3 separate regions of the Homo sapiens genome follow, and regions 2 and 3 are each linked to region 1. The links are chromatin contacts, found by Hi-C in ENCODE. All regions are on one chromosome and are shown on one strand. The core of a region is the stretch at or near the end of the contact, and the rest is flanking DNA. Distances in the headings are between cores, read along the strand shown. Region 1 holds the start of AMOT (angiomotin). Region 2 has its middle 130 kb from the start of XACT. Region 3 holds the start of TRPC5OS (TRPC5 opposite strand).

Region 1 (3,739 bases), core at 778-3,277:
AGCCCCTGTTTACTGTGTGATAGTGTTTCCTTTAAGCACACTTCCTCTTGCATGCCTTGATCCATGGCCCCCCAGATGGCTCCCATTAGGCAGGCTTGAATTGGATGTCACTCTTTCATTGGCATGAGCCATTATAATGGCCTTGCGCTGTCAAGGCGTTTACATTTAGGCTTGCTTCCTACTTGAAATGTTTTCTAGGAAATATGGATCTGTAGAGAATGGTGGTTTCCATGGTAAATGTTCCTTCATATTTGTTTTCTTAAGTTCACTTCGGAGATACACAGCATGATTTCCTCTTTCAGTACCAGAACCACAATAGCTTTAAGTTGTCATGAAATTGTAGAACTTTAAAAAAGAAATCTCACCCACCCTGCTTAGAAAAGGGGTAATTTATTATTCTAACTGCAGGGAGTCAACTTCATATCCACCCCCAAAATTGTAGGAAAAGAGTTGACTTTTTAAAATAAAGCCACAAAACCTACACGACCTTGGATGTAAATGCTTAAAACAGATGAGCAAAATATTGATCCTCTAACACATCTAAGACTCTCCATTATGTTTCACACACAAGTAGGAACACATACATGTGTGGAGTGCTTTATAGTTTTCACACACATTTTATTTTCATACCAGTGCCTTTAAGTTAATAGGGCATGTCTTACAGCATTTACTTACAGGTAGAAAAATTAAGGCTGAGAAGTTAAGCCACTTAACAGAAGTCATACAATTAGCTAGTAAGTGCCAGGGCCCCAAATGAATTCTTCCTTTGGTTCCAAATTCCATGTTATTTTGCTACCCTGACACTGTTTCTTTGTGCCTTCGTTTTTCTAGATGTAAAATGGTAGATTTTCCGTGTCCCAGGATGCTGTTCTCAACCCTCTCGTTTTTAACCAATGTCAGCTTTTTTCACAGTCAGCAGAACACCACAATGACACTTCATGTACTTTCCCCCCTCCTGATTTAATAAACTAAGGGGGAAGAAAAGTTACCTATTCGCAGAAAGCTGGACAGTGCCATAAACATAAAGGCGTACCAGAGTCGGCCGACACACTGTTGCACTCTTTTATGAGACTGAGAAATAAAGCGTCTCATCTTTCTCTTGCCAGCAGTAGCTGGGGTAGAACATAGAACTACACAATAGCCTCTTGTTTAGTTTTATTAATTTTGAGGGCGGGTGGGACAAAGGGATCAGACTGGCGACTCCAGGGCCCAATCGCAAGCGTATACTAGGCCAGGCTGGGCCAACCGGTAGCTGCAAAAGAATGGTGGGCGGGACTTACGCTTCAGGGACGCGCTCCGCCCAGGCCGGCGCTCCCAGCCCGCCCAGGGGCGGAGCCTCCGCGGAGCGCCGCCCGCGACCCCTCCTCCCTCGCCCCTCAGCTTCTGCGGCCCGCCAACGGGAGGGGGGCAAGCGCCCGGGGCGGGGGAGCGGAGGAAGAAAGGAGGGTGTCTCGCAGAGCTGTGACCTGGGTGGGGGCCTGCTGGTAATAGGAAGCAAGAGGGGAAGGAAAACGAAGGAGCGCTTCTCCTTCCTGCATTATTTTAAGCAGGCTTTGGTGGAAGCTGCTTTTCAGCATTTCTATTATTTGTTTTTCTTCCTCCCGCAGTGGGGCGGGGAGCTGCACTGGCTCTCCCACGCGTCTATGCCGCGCTGTTGCCGCAGATTATTATTGTAGTCTTTTGCAAAACCCTTTCCTTCTTCCCAGCCAGTCCCCGCGCAGACTCTCACGGCTACGGCAACCGAGTCGTGCCCCTCTAGTGGGAAGGCGAGAGCGAGGGTCCCTTGCTTTCGCCCGAGCTCCCGGACCCCGCGGTTCAATTGTTTGAAACTTCCACGCCCCCCGGCCCCGCCTCTCTTCCGCGCTCCCCTCACTCCTCACTTCCAGGGTCCAGGCAGGCTCCCGCCCTTCTTTCCCCGCCCTCTACTCCGCCTTCCTCCCTCGTCCACCCCTCCCGCCGCCCTGCTCCGGGGCGGTCCTAGCCGCTCACCGCAAGAAGAAAAGCCACCCGTTCGTCCCCCTCCCCTACCTCCCATCCTTTGCCCAGGAGCTGCCTTGGCAGTCACGCCCCTTCCTTCCGAGGAGCTTTCTGGCTGCCTAAACTGGTAGACCCCCTGAATTACTCCTCCATCTCCGCTCTCTTTCGCCTCCTCTTCTCTTAGTTCTCTCCGCCTCCCCCTCAACTACCACCACCTCCAGTCAGTCTCGCCTCCGGCTATCCGCTGCTCCACCCTCTGGCCCGGTATCCTGCCTGTCCGCTGCCACCAAGGAGAGCCCGGACGGAGCAGCGAGGAGGGGAGCAGCCGGGAGTTGGGGCTTCCCCCCTGCCCATCCCTGGCCGCTGGCCCGGGACCGAAGCCACTTGAGCGAGCAGAGAGTCGTCACCTTGTCTTCTTTGCCTTCAGGGGTAGGAGACGCGTGGTTACTTTTCGCGGGGAACTGGGGCAGGAATCCATGGTGGCATGAACTTGGTCGTGCCCTCGGCGTGAGTGAATCGATCTAGGCGCGTGTGGGAATGCCCGTGTGTTCTACTTTCTTTGCAGCTCGCCATGAGTTTTTTTGGATGTGCAGCAAGTTAAATCGGTTAGAGTGTGCGCTGCTTTCCCGTCCTACTTCGGTGAGGAGATGCTAGTGGGTACCACTACTAGATGGTACTTTTACTTCTTTACCTCCTGGGGTTCTTGTGGGTCTCTAGGTAATTAATCACATTGAGGAGCTAAAGACCCGAGGGAAGCTGAAATCTACATTTAGCCCAGCATGCATGTCAGTGCTTATCTCAGATAACTAGATAGGTTTCTGCTAAGTGCTTAGGCTTGGGGTGGGGACTCACACTCCCTGAGGCGGGAGCAGGAGGGGTAGGACCGTGAATTCTTGAAGTTTTAAAGTCTGTGTAATCTAAAACAAGGCTACTCTTTGAGATGTGTGGTGGTGGTGGTAGTGCTTGTGGTGGTAGTGATAGTGGTGGTGAGGAGGGAGTTGCCCCTATCTGCTTTAGAAGATCCAAAGATGTTAGTAAATAGTTTTGGGGGATCTTGAGGGTGTCTTGAGGGTCCAAGCCTGGGCCACTGCACATTGGTGCTTCAACAGTAAGATGGGCTTCATGGGTTTGTGAAAATGAAGAGAAAGAAAAGGGGGAGGGAAAATAACAGTCTTTAATAGACTGTGAGCAGTTCCTGGTAGATTGCCACTAATAATAATATAATAATTTGCATAAAGGGACTAAGTAGAATTAAATGAGCAAGGAAAGAGAAAGTTGGTGAGAAACAGCATTTTCAATCTCTAGTGTATGTTTTAGAACGAACTTTTCAACAACCTGGGATGTTTAGTGCATGAAGTTCTCCTCCCTCCCCGCCATGAAGAGTGGACGTTGGGAGGCAGTTTAAAACTTTTATGAATATAACCCTCTTCTCCCATTCAGAGAAGAAGATAATTAGTCACCATAATCTTCAATGATGAAGGGCTAAGGATATTTAAGTCTCCTTGAGCTAGGCTTTGTGAAAAGTTCTTTCTCAGGCCAGCCTTTGTGAAGCCTTCTCAGTTAGACCTTTCAGCACCCTCATTTAGTAGCTAAGAATAGTTTGAAATGCCATTTTGGATGTGGTATACATTTTCATCCATCTCCCACCTATCTTCAATTGGACAAGTGCGTCAAGCCTGTAAGTGATGGTGTTCAAAGACTTATTACTGAGATGTCCTTAACCCATTGCTTATTTGGGAACACATTATTAACATACATTTTA
Region 2 (3,957 bases), core at 144-2,643, 910 kb before region 1:
TACTGTGTGTCATCATCTATGAATTTTAAATAGCACCATTGCTATTTCAGCACCTAATACCACTTTGTTGGGATTATTCAATGATTGTCAAGTTAATTTAAATTGGTAATGAACAAAAACAGGTTGTGCAACAGAAGATATCTTGCTTAATTTTCTTGTTTTAGGACGTTCATTCTGTTTAGAAACAGAAGAAAGGAGGCCGATGGTATGAAATGTTAAAAATGCAATTAAATGCCAGGCGCGGGGGCTCACGCCTGTAATCCCAGCACTTTGGGAGGCCGAGGTGGGCGGATCACGAGGTCAGGAGATGGAGACCATCCTGCCTAACACGGTGAAACCCCGTCTCTACTAAAAATACAAAAAATTAGCCAGGCATGGTGGCGGGCACCTGTAGTCCCAGCTACTCAGGAGGCTGAGGCAGGAGAATGGTGTGAACCCAGGAGGTGGAGCTTGCAGTGAGCCGAGATAGTGCCACTGCACTCCATCCTGGGGACAGAGAGAGACTCCGTCTCAAAAAAAAAAAAAAAAAAAAGCAATTAAATGACATTAGAAAATACTATGTTGGCACATGCAAATCATAGAGACTATTTCATGTTATATATAAGGCATGTTTGTATTGCCAGGGCACAATATCTCTGTCAAGAAATTCCAGGCAAAACCAAAGTCAATTAAGCATACCTCCAAACTTCGGAATTTACTGCCATCCTGTTGCCAATTTTTCATGTTATTTTGTTCATAGAATATTGGCTACAAAATATTTTGAGACATAACCTTTAAAATATTTGTTCTTCTCAATTAATATTATTGAACACATTAGAGAGCTTTTTGACAAATAAATAAGTAATACAACAAAGAGATGGTATTTACAATACATTTTGGGTACTTTTCAATGGTTTCCATGGCAATAGCATCATTGCCCTCAGTCTAATCACTGAGTTATTATGTTTGTCTTCAGATCTTTTCTTTATTCTCAAGTTGGCAGCTCTGACTTAGAGCAAGTGCACTTTTTACTTGTCATTAAGCACACTGTAATAATTATCAGTCTGGTTTATTGTTGGATAGTTCCACCTACCTTTATGTAACTTTGTGAGTGAAAGATAAGAAAGAAACAGGAAGTTGAGTGACCAGATTTCCTCTGGGTAATTACAATATCTCTCTGTGTGTGACTTAGAAAACACATTTAAAAATATTTTCCCAAAGAATTTTCCTTTTGCAGGTAGTCGGGGGTGGGTTCTAGTTTCTTCTTACCTAGGGATAGGCCTAGCAGAAGATGGCTGTGCACTTTTTCATTTTGCCAAATTCATCTTGGCCAAATGTTTTCTTTCCTGTAGCTATTTTGTAGTTTGAATTGCCTTCATCTATAATTAGCTTTCTCATATCCTGTTTCTCTAATCAGGTTCTTTATGGGTCCTGAAACACAGCTGGTATCCCCTGAGGGCTGATAGAGGCAGTGAGAGAATTAAAAAGTTACAAAGGGAATAATGGGATAAATACAACTTTCTGACTGTATTAAGTACTATTGGATTTATAAATCATGGATCACTATTTCTCTCATAAGAACAAGTATAGGAAGGTAGTGTACAGGTGTTTCCTTGAATGTTCTTATGTAAGAATTTCTTGTGGAATTTTAGTGATGTCCTTATTACACAACTTTATTATAACCTAATGAATTCTTTTGACATTTTTTCCCTTTTATTCCACCATTATTTTGAGCTCTTCTTACAGGTCACGGCTTTTCTACTAGTACTGGCTTTGTAATGGAAACATGGAGTTCACTGGGTGGCTCAGTAGTGGAGTTTGAAATAGAATAAAAAGAAAATTAGTTTAGATTTAGCAATGTGTGAACCTGGTATGTAAATCTTGAGTATCTGGACACTCACCTGTGTTAACTTATTTTGGTAAGGAAAGCCTAGGTCGGCTGCTGATACCAAATCTGAGTTCAGATAAATAGAACATAGACATTAATAAATAAAAAGAAATAGAAAAATAAACAAGCTCAGTGTTACATAGAAGTAAAATATGCTGTGATTTAAAGGATACTAGGAATGTGTCCCTGACTCCAAATGTCTTTTTGTACCATTTTAGTTGCTCCAATAATATTTATTAGCAATGATTAGGTTTTATCATTACTTGTCCAGTAATTCTCTTTAGCTAAAAATTTCCTTTGAACAGCACATCAGTGATTTTTTGGAATGGATGAGTTTATCAGACTATTTATTATCACAGATGTAGCTGAGGGAACATGAGGATACTGAATGGCTAGAGACAAAAAGGATGTTTTTAGCAGGAGAAAAGGAGTGTCTATGGTACAATACCTATTTTGCACGTTCGCTTGACACACACTCTTTAACCTTCAACTTTCTTCCCAAAGCTTATACTGTAGTACTTGTTCAGAGCTTTATGAGTATTTCTAAGATGATTATAGGCCAAATAAGAGACAATGTGGAAGTCTGGAAATTCTGCATACCTTGAACAGTTATGAATTTGTTCATTTTTATTCTAGATTTACATGAAGAATTCATAGGAGTGTGTAACTTGGTGATGCCTTCAGTGAAGTTGCTGATTGTCGTATTTGCCTCTTATGTCCCAATGGTCAAAACAAATGTATAACATGCCTATTCTAAAGGATTCAACAGGTGTTTTATTGGTTCTGATAGCTGGAGTCCACCTGGTGCAGCAAACAAACCCCAAATTCCAATTTCTGTTTCCATATTTTTGACATTCATTTAATGCTTAACAAGACAAACTTTTACTCCTTTATATCCAAAAAACTGAGACATGATGGCTTAACACCATTATTTCACATTCCAGAGTATAAACCCCTTAGCTTTCCATTTGCTTTCATAATTAAATCAGAATAGCACATCACTTATATAAGGTAGTCTTTCAAATATCAATGACAGCTTTTTAAGACTGTAATGTCTTCAGAAGTGAACTTTTATAAGGAAACATCTGCCAATATTTTAGCCAAGTCTCAGCTATAATCTTGATCAATCAGATCTGTTGAAGTATGATAAGTACCTAAGTGTATCAGAGGGTAAGTGGACATTTCAGCAAAGTTTTGATTGGTCAATAATGTATTCAGGAACTTAAGAAGATTTTAAGATTCATTAAATCTTCAAAATGGTCCTTTCAAACAGACAGAGTATACTTTCTGAGATGGGCATGAATTAACAGATACACAGAATTAACCTTTTATGAAGAAAATTTCTCTAGGTATATATATTGAATAATTTATTTTTGGTAGTAATTATGCAACTAATGAATTATTCTTTGCAATCACAAATGCTAAAACTAGTAAGAAGCAAATGAATAACTTATAGGCCATTGAACCTAGTCTTCAAGGCTCAAAGAGGATCTACCCATAAAAAAGACAATGGGAGCTTTAGTGCTACATGTTCCAGAAATTTAGGAAGTATGAGGTTCTGTGGATGCAACAATCATCTCAATGTAAATGTTTTAACACCTTGATCTCATCTTACCGTGTGAAATGATGAAGTTACTACAGAAAAAGAAAGATACTTACAACCTCTACTTGGACTAATTCAAACCAGTGTGAACACTTTAGAGGATGCTTCTATTTGTCCCAAATAGGGAGAGATTGGAATTTAGAAATCTTATTAAGGGTTTCACTAAATTCACAAAGTGGAGAGGGATAAAGTTTAATGTATTAATTAGGGCTAGATCAAGAAATCAGAGCCACTCTATATATGGAAAGTATGAAAGTTTTAGTTGGGGGAATTGAAAGTTATTCAACATTTGAAAGGAAAAAACAGGCGGAGCAAAGGTCAAGGAAGCCACAGCCAGTGAATTCAGCCTTCAGCATTGAAGCAGGTGGTTCTCCTAAGGTCATCCCAAAGCCACAGCAAATCCCAGGAACATTTAGAAGATTCCCTAACTATTTCAATCTGCAGCAGTGAAGTGAGCGGGTCTCAAGAATGTCCCTTGAAGCTGCTG
Region 3 (3,793 bases), core at 478-2,977, 960 kb after region 1:
TAAAAATTTCGCTCTTTATTGACTTCTATGACATCATCATTGTGTTCTGGTCCACTTTTGACCTCTCGTGGCTCAGCCTCAGGTTTCTTTTTACAGCCAACCTACATAGGTAGGTGTGCCACCACCTCCAGCCTGCTGCCTTTTTCTCTCTCACCGTTTCCTCTTAATTATTTTATTCATTCATTTATGTCCCTTCTCATTCCACAAAGGATTTGCAGTAGTTACAATCTCATGCTATGCATTTTTCCTTAATTATTATACCAACTCCTATGGTTTTACCCATCATCTCTATATAGGCAACTCCCCAAGCTGTGCCTCTGACTCTGACTCTGATGTCCTTCCTACACACCACACTACCTGCCTGATCACCTGCTGAACACCATCCATACATACCTCAAATCCAACATATCCTAAACTTGAGGTTTACCCAGGACCTAGTTTTAGCACTGAAAGTTCCGTGTCCTCGGAATTCCCTCAACCCCAAGCAAACCAGAACACTAAGTCACCACAACTAAAATGAACTCAACAGTGTCTGTTCCAAACCCATTCTTCCTCATGAGCTCCTAATTCCTCTCCATCATTTTGTAGCAGAGATATCCTCCTTCTGCATAAACTTCAACTCCTCTTTGCCTTCCACCTACTCATGCAACTGATTGCTAGATATTGTCAATTTTATCTCCAAAATATCTTCTTTAACGTCACTTCCTTTCAACTTCCACTGCTCTAATTCAGGTCTTTATTACCTCTAACCTATACAATTACAGTAGACTCAATCAGTCCACCTGCCTCCAGCCATGCTATCACCCTACTCCCATCCCTTTTGCCAATTCATCTTCCAAACTGCAAAGATTGATCATTCTGAAACACAAATGTGATCATCCATAGATAGTATTTTTCTAATCAATATTGAAGTTTTACAGAATGAACTCCGAGAACAGCATTAAACTCAGGCTCCCAGGCATTTGAGCATGATGACTACACAATATGACACCTAAGAAATGTTGTTATGAATGACTAAAATACACGGAGTATTAATATGAGCTCTAAGTGAAAGGGAAAATCAAAACAAAACAAAAACCACCACCATACCCTTGAGAAGCCAGGAACTGAGTTTGTCGGTTCCAGTTTTGCATCTTTTCATTTCTTCAGAGAAGTATATGATAACCACAGTTAAGGAAAGTAAATATTGCCAGGGAATTCTGGGTGGTAGAGACTCATTAAAGCCTTGATATTCATATGAAACAGAATCATCTGGAAGTCATATTAAACAGAAACTAAACTTGAGAGAGAATTCACTGGTTCCCTCAGGGCATTAGGTCTTAACTGATCTGTGGCCCTACTCCCTAATTACCTCTGCTGCAAGAGCCATAGGCTTTCCATCTCAGACTGGCAAGGAAAAAGAGAATTTACATAAACGATGTTTATATCAGTGACAGGAAATATGTATCCCACTTGAATAAGGGGTACGGCGTGCCCAATATAGATTATGAAAAATGAAAAACTGCCAGGAGAAGAAGGCAAGTGCTTTCCCTAGAGGAGAGAGAGCTCATCCTTTCCTCTCTCAGGAAAACTTACCTATCCTCTGTCTTCTCTCATAGACTTGCAAGTGGTAAATTGTTTATGAAGCAACTCACCTTAGGAGTCAGGGGTTGACCTTCACAGAGATATTAGAAAAAGATGGCTACCAGAAACATCAGAGCTGTAATCCAAAGGCTTACCTCTCTAATGGTAGGAATTTTCATCACATGGTAGGTAACCTCCTCTTCCGTCTACATAATTAAGAGATAGCTCCCACCTCTTCAGAAACCTCTTCCAACTATGGTCCTGCAGTTTTTGTTTGCCACATTTGTCTTTTCTAGTTTTTTTTTTTTTCTCCCTAGCTTAATAGGACATTGAAACATTGTTGTGTTTCATTTATCTCCCAAAGACCTTGCCTCTGAAATTCATTATCCTTTCATTTTAGGTACTTCCCAGTCAGAAACACACATGCACACACACACACACCACAAACAAAAACACATCCCTTCTTTGTTTAATAGCACTAACACCCTCCCTCTCCCTCAACCTGGGAGATGTGAACAGCCATGGTTGCTACCCTAAAGGAGTTGAGGATCTAATCAGAGGCATCAACCAAGCCCAACTAAGAACAAAGAAGTATATCTGACAGTCATTATTTTTTTCTACAGTTGCTGCAGGAACTAGGAGAATGGGGAGGTCAGCATAAACTGCAATCTTTAAGAAAACATCACATTAATCAAAGAATGGAATCAGAGTCCATTGAAGTGCAACACAAGGGAAGGATTTTGAAGACACCAAAAAAAAAAAAAAAAAAAAAGAAAGAAAAAAGAAAAACATCACAGAACTGGGGACTTTCTTCCTGGGCCCTACACATACACACTTCATTGTGGTCATATATGGTTCTGGCTTAAAGCTTTTAATGGCTTATACTAGAGTGAATCCCCTGCTGTCAGTCCCCCTCCAGGCCAAAACCACCCTGTTCACTGCCCTGTCCTGCTAATCCTCATACTTCTACCTCTGGCCCTAAACTTCAGTCTTTTCTTCAACAACTCAAGGCACTAGAAATGTCATCAAGAATAAGAAACAGACAAATACAGGTATTTGGTATTTAAGTGAACATTCACTATGTGCCAGGCACACAGCCACATTCTATCTGTTCTCATTACTACTCCAAGTAATTTAACTACCATTTTTAAGAGTTTACTATGTGCCAGGCAACCAGAACTGTGCTAAGAACCTTTCATGAATAGTAGCTCATTTAATCCTCATAGCTACCCTATCAGCAGTATTATTATTCTCATTTTACAGAGGAGGATACAGAGGCACAGAGAAGTAAAAGAACTTGTCCAAAGGCATACTATTAATAAATGGCAAAGCCAGAGTCGGACCTCATGTCTGTCTTACTCCAATGCCTACATACCAGAGACTATGTAGTATTATGGTTACAGCAGGGCCCAGAACTCTTTCTATAGAGGGCCCATAGCAAATATTTTAGACACTGTTGACCTTATGGTCTCTGTTGTAATTACTCAACTCTGCATAAAAGCAACCACAGGTAATACATAAACAAATGAATGTGGCTGTATTCCTATAAAACTTCATTTACAAAAGCAGGCAATGGGCTAGATTTAGCCCAGAGGCTATAGTTTGATCACCTCAAGTTAGAGCACTAGTGGTGTACTCAGATAGACCTGGGTTCAAAACCTGGCTCTCACCACTTACTAGACAAAACATTTAGTCTCTCTGTGTCTCAGTTTCTTCAGCGGTAGAACAGCAACAATACCACCCTCATAGAGTCATCATGAGGATTAAGGATTAAAGGCATGTCTGGCACATAGTCAACTTCTCAGACAGTCATTTTATTAAAAGCCCACCACATGCTGGTCCCTAGAAGGAAGGAGAAAGGACATGGATTAGAATAATTACAACTCTCTTTAAAATCAAGCTACCAGGGCCCCTACGGTCTTGATACTCCACAGAAATAATTACTCTCTCGGGATTCCAGCTAATTTGATTCTCCCTTCAGCTACATGAACTGTGTTCTCTTGTGAGTTTAGTTTCCTGTTGCAGTCATTAGCAAGAAAGTCTCTTGACTTCATTATAGCTTTTGTCAGGCACTGGGAACCCTATCATGGTAGAACAGGAATCTGATTTTGTTATTATCTGTTAGGTGTTCCCTTCAGGAATGAGATTCTCACCACTGAAGTCATGCCTGTGTCCCAAGTACTTGGCATGGGGCCTGGCACAGAGTAGGTGCTCAGTGAATGTTGCTGGC

What was found. Hi-C counts contacts between places; a loop is a spot of excess contacts on that map. Pooled maps may share reads with other maps.
Region 2: a loop to region 1 is called in a map with no recorded cell type, with 4 times the contacts of the local background. The contact joins the enhancer-like site here to the promoter of AMOT in region 1. A Hi-C loop is called at or near these places in 16 of 37 single-sample maps with no recorded cell type and 5 of 50 pooled maps.
Region 3: a pooled map shows a loop between it and region 1 (1.9-fold over the local background). The contact joins the promoter of TRPC5OS here to the promoter of AMOT in region 1. A Hi-C loop is called at or near these places in 2 of 37 single-sample maps with no recorded cell type and 9 of 50 pooled maps.

Annotation. Positions count from the first base shown.
Region 1 is chrX:112,839,119-112,842,857 of GRCh38, reverse strand. AMOT (angiomotin) reads left to right here and starts at 2,027. Exons shown (of 14, transcript NM_001113490.2): 1 at 2,027-2,406. LOC107985651 (a long non-coding RNA gene) reads right to left here and starts at 1,132. Exons shown (of 3, transcript XR_001755993.2): 1 at 990-1,132. RefSeq lists a silencer at 1,182-1,521.
Region 2 is chrX:113,744,912-113,748,868 of GRCh38, reverse strand. No RefSeq gene overlaps it. Among named protein-coding and RNA genes, the nearest start is that of XACT, 130 kb to the right of the region's middle. Within about 2 kb of position 1,393, at least 2 of the 41 ENCODE cell types and tissues checked have a DNase peak (open chromatin) inside an H3K27ac peak, as active enhancers do.
Region 3 is chrX:111,874,115-111,877,907 of GRCh38, reverse strand. TRPC5OS (TRPC5 opposite strand) reads right to left here and starts at 1,727. Exons shown (of 4, transcript NM_001195578.2): 1 at 1,635-1,727. All of the region lies in intron 3 of TRPC5 (transient receptor potential cation channel subfamily C member 5), which reads left to right.